Regions from separate parts of the Homo sapiens genome. Here region 2 is linked to region 1. A link is a loop called in an ENCODE intact Hi-C map of the cell type or tissue named here. Cell type or tissue: chondrocyte. All regions are shown on one strand.

Evidence for each region. Hi-C counts contacts between places; a loop is a spot of excess contacts. Peaks named below come from ENCODE experiments on the same cell type or tissue, not always from the same donor. Only the 100,000 strongest peaks of a DNase experiment are listed, where the experiment ranks them.
Region 2: a loop joins it to region 1, with 3 times the contacts of the local background. A loop is called at or near these places in 2 of 110 quality-filtered maps.

The regions. Positions count from the first base shown.
Region 1 is chr12:130,760,528-130,763,027 of GRCh38, reverse strand. LOC105370080 (a long non-coding RNA gene) reads right to left here. Exons shown (of 5, transcript XR_002957439.2): 2 at 2,222-2,289; 3 at 1,491-1,730; 4 at 625-839; 5 at 1-24. Among named protein-coding and RNA genes, the nearest start is that of RIMBP2, 45 kb to the right of the region's middle. RefSeq lists enhancers at 929-1,078, 323-1,128. In chondrocyte, a CTCF peak has its summit at 1,175 (motif pointing left); no DNase peak of the experiment used is centred here.
Region 2 is chr12:131,712,419-131,714,918 of GRCh38, reverse strand. It overlaps SFSWAP (splicing factor SWAP), which reads right to left. Exons shown (of 18, transcript NM_004592.4): 2 at 679-848; 3 at 1-97. Among named protein-coding and RNA genes, the nearest start is that of SFSWAP, 2.6 kb to the right of the region's middle. In chondrocyte, a CTCF peak has its summit at 1,335; no DNase peak of the experiment used is centred here.

The DNA.
Region 1 (2,500 bases):
GCTGTGTGAGTTAGGAGGCAGGAGCTGTGGATGAAGACACACACATTTATTTCACGGTGAAGCTCACATAACATAAGTTAACAATCTTATCAACTACTCCAGAGTGGACGATTCAGTGGCATTTAGTGCACTGTGGACGGATGATTCAGTGGCATTTAGTGCACTGTGGATGGAAATGCAGGGGAGTTGATTGCCCTGCCACTTGCTCCGAGCCTCTGAGAGGTGACTGCCACACCCTTTGGCATTGAACTCTACATCCTTTGGATCCGTCAGCACCTTTCCAGCAATTCCTTGGGTCAAGCATGTGGGATTCACTTGCTCTTAAAATGAATGGTTAACTGTGCCTGGGCTGGTACAACTTGGTGCTGTGTGACCCCAGCCGTCCTCAGCCCTCCTTCTCACACCTCCACCTTGGCCAGTACCCACCTGGATTTCTCTCTGGTCCTCCAAGCTGCTGAACTTGTCCCCTCCGCAGGGCCTCCAGCCTGGCATGCTCTTCCCTGGGAGCGCCGCGTGCTACTTCTTACAATTTTGGGTCTTGCTCAGATGATAACTCCTTGGGGCAGCCTTCCCCGACCACCCTCCCCAGGCACTCCCTGCCACAAATGTCCCCACTGCACTTACGCTGCGGGGAGTTCTCTATCCGCTTCCTTGTTCACCCTCACTGGTCTCCCCAGGAAAGCTCCAGGAGGGAGGCGCTGGTTCTGTGTATTCACCTGTGCTGGGGCTGGCACTCCAGGCAGAGCTGTGGCGGAAGGAAGTGGCCCGAGACAGCCTGATTCCATCTTTTGGTTTCTGTGTGTTTCCTCCTCATAGACCCGCACCAGCGAACAGGGAACCTGCAACCAGGGGGTGGACACTGAAATAAAAACAAAGTGAGACAGAAACTTCTGCTCCTGCACCGCGGCTGCCCCTGAGTGCTCAGTGGCGGGGCTGTGGCCGCCTGTGGTCGCGGTGCGGAACTTGCCTTGCAGGATGCTGTGCGGGGTAGCCTGGACCCCACCATGGAGGGTTAGCCTCCTGTCCCCGGCCCTCCAATGCCTGCACAGGGCGGGTTCTGCATGGCTGTCCAGGGGATGATGCAGGCGTCCAGATGCGGGAAACGGTGACTGGATGGAGCGACTGCTCTCCAGCCTTGTCCTAGCAGACAGCACCATCTGCTGGGCCCTGGGTTTGTGTCTGCAACTGGATGGGCTCTAGCGGGGTTCTGCCCAATCTAGCAATTCGAGGTGGCACATCTACACCAATATCCACCTGCTGTTTACCAGACGCCATGCCAGGCAGGTGGTCAGCAGTGTGCATGCGACCACTTGCTCACGGCCTGCACTGAGCTGTGTGTGGAGAGGGACCTGTGGGACCTGGGTGCTGCTTGTGGTGCAGGCCCAACCAGGCTCAGGGAGGGGCGTCTGCTGCTCTGAGGCCTCGGGGGGTGCCCACCCGCCCAATGGTCACCCACCACGTGCGGGGCAAATGCCCACCGCAGTGCTCACCTCCAGACAAACATCGCTGCCTTCCTGCAGCTCCGTTCCAGGCAGGGAGGCACAGATGAGACGTGGTGGGCAGATGAGGTTGTTTCAGGTTGTGTTAGACAGTGTGGAGGAAATCAACAGAATGCTGTGGACAGTGCCCCGGCGGTGATGGGCAGATTAGGGACTGCACGCAGGAGTCAGTCACGGGAGGGGAATGGCACCACTGTCCCAAAAACAGCAAAAACGAGTCCAAGCATGGCACTGATGGGACATCAGAGGAGACAAAAGGTGGTGGCTGTTGGTGGTGCAGTGAGGGGAGGAGGCTGGGAGGGAGGTGGAAGCTTGGGCAGGGCCCGTTGGGCTTCGCATTCTATTCTAAGCACCATGGGAAGCTGTCACCGGGCTTTAGGCAGCGCGACGACAGGATCCGATCGAGGCTTTCCGTGTTGCTAGCAAAGGAATTCAACATTCCTGACATGGGTGAATGGAGAGAAAAGTGATGGGGCTCTTTCCAGAGGTCAAGGTTAAGGGGACTCTCATGGATGGGATGCATCCTGGGACCAGCAAAGTGGGAAGTGGTCGCCTCGCCCAAGCCTGTGGGGACCAGAGAGGGAATGGTCCCCGGAGGCCCACAGAGTAGGGCCGAGGACAGGGGAGGACACAGGAACACGAGGGGCTGCCGAGGGAGCAGGAGGTGCAGCCGCCCTCAGATCTGGCCTGCAGGGGTGGAGCAGGAAATGACAAACACCCACCTCTTCTCCTGGGGATGGTGGAGCCTGAGGCACCACGTCCACGAGGTCCTCTTGGGGTGGAGGCAGACCTGGAGGGGCAGACACACTCTCAGCTTCCAGAAAACCTTGACTCCAAGAAGTCACACTGAGAGATACCCCTGTCGCTGGAGAGATCTCCTTTTCTGATATAACCACTTTATTCCCATATCTTTGGGGTGTCTGGGGAGGTGACTCAGTCCCTCCAAAGGGAATGAGCGTGAACTGGGAGGGTGTGTTGGACCCAGGAGACTTTCACGGCGA
Region 2 (2,500 bases), 950 kb before region 1:
TCTGACGGGTCGTAATAGTCGCTACCGTAAGTGAACCCCACGGCATTGTAGCTCCCATCCTCTGCTAGTGCTTCACTCAATCGCTTGTATTCTTCCTCTTGAATAAAAATGAGAATTTTATCAACAAAAATAGAAAATTACTGAGAAAAACTTTATATATTTCTAAAGTTGTAGCTATCAGTAAAGCATACAACATACTTTTTTCAACCTACTTTTGAGGTAAAATAGTTTTAAAAATTCACACTTTATATCTATCATTATGTACTTTTGTCAGTACATGTTTACCCACAGACAGCTGAATACACGTCTTTTGTGGAAAATTTCTTCCTGCTGAGAAAATTTTGGGATTAAGAACTGTATTAAAGACTGTTACGGCAAAGACAAGAACATCAATTTTATTTATACGATACTGTTAAAGAAGAACAGTTAAAGAGTTTGGTTTTTGTTTTTTTCAAATCCCAGTCTGCCCTCAAAAGCTGGGAAAATTCTTTGTGGCTCTATATATAAACTATCCTGAGGTCCTCTCAGAACGCAAAGACTCCTGTTTTTCCAATCCACTGGGTACTGTCAAGATAATATCAGAAAGAGTGAGTATAAAAAAATGAATGGGAGTAAATTTTTAAATACTTAAAAATTTTAAAAAGTTTGTTGCTGAAGTAAGTTTGTCTTGAGCAGTACCTTGCCTTGCCTCCTCCTCAAGCAAGTCCGTATGCAAGGCTAAATACCTCTCTTCATCACACAGGGCCTCTATTCGCGCCTCCTCTTCAGACAGCTGATAATCTCTGTTCCACGTGGAATACTCAGCATCGTACTCAGAAAGGTCATGCAGGTGACCACGTCCATCATATCTGTAATGTGAACAAGCTGGTCAATAAAAGGAAATTAACGTCTAGACTGGTGTGCGTGTGTGATGTTTTATATATGTATATATATATACACACACATACTTACCGATTAAAATAAACAAAAATATTAAAACAAGTATAAAAACTCTTCCCAGATTTATATTTAATTTGGATAGTCATATCTCACCTACTTTTAAACTCAAGTTATCTTAACAAACTCTAAATTCCTTTCCACAGTAAGATAACATTTATAACTAAAGGCAAACAATCCATTAATAGCAAAAATGGTACCCACTTCACTGGCAGTTCTTACCATTATGGTTTGGTCAACCATTCAATGCCACTTGCAAAAAATTATTATTTTTTTCTGAAAAGTTAAATATCATAGCTTACATTCACACAAACCAAATACATAAATACCTATCCGTAAGAACCAAACGGTCGAAATTTCCTCGCTTCTTTCTGCTAGTCCCGAACTCTCAGGAGAGATCTTCACCAAAGAAACTTGCGTCCATTGGAGGTAAAATCTTGGCTAGGCTCGCCCCCTAGCCACTTGGCTGAGGAAATAAGTGCTGGGTTACGTGATAGAGAGACACACATACATTGGAACAGTGACATATACATGCAGTTTAAGGAGGTTCACTGGGAACAGAGCAAAACTATTAGAAGATATGGTATCAATATTTCCTTCTGAACTTTATACCCTCAAGGAAATAACATACATGAAGACACTTCCATGTTTCTCTTGCATGGACCAAACAGTAGTTTGGCCAAATAAGTAATGGGAGCACTTTCTGCTATGCTTTTAACATAAAGGATTCAATGAGGATGCTGTCAACGTGTAACTGTCAGATAATAAATGAATGAGTTAGTGAACTTTACTTAAAACACTCAGGTTTAGGGTTTCAAAAACAAATGTAGAGAAACAAACAAAAGTCTGCTTATTTTTTTAATGCTGACTTTTGTAATGGGAACCAAAAATATTAATGTAGACCAAAAAAGACATTTACAGGAAAAAGGCCCAAAATTCCAAGGTAGTCAAGTTACTGCATTTCATTAAATTTCAAAATTAATTGGATTTTGATGTAAACCTCCTTAACTTACAAATGTAGATTATTATTAAAAATATTATACATGTACATGTGCGGCGTTTGCTCCCCACCAGTTTTGGAAGACCTAACTCAAATCATGTACAGAATGATAGGAAAACTGTACAAAGAGCTCAGACTTCATTGCTTACCAAACTTTAATGATAAATAACACAAGTGACACTTTGGAAAAGCAAGCCTGACAACTCAGGCGACACATTCAATATAAACCATGGTGTGAAGGCACAGCACGCTTGAGCACAGCACGGAGCCATCAGATCCAGACATGATCTGATTCCGCGGCCCTCCCTTCACCAGTTCTCGTTTTCGAGCTCTAATTCCAAAAGGAAACGTCAGGGATGGAAAAAGGCCTATTTGGTCATTAATGTGTCCATTCTGGCCAGCTCAGAGGTCATCCCTACAGTCATGCTCCAGGGCTATGAAGAATCCAGTTTTAATGGTCTCAAACGATGGGCTTTCTTCACGTGGAGAGACTATTCCACAGTTTAATGGTTGGTCATGGTTAGCTTTTCAGTCCGGGCCCCAGAAGTAGCCGAACAGGCAAAA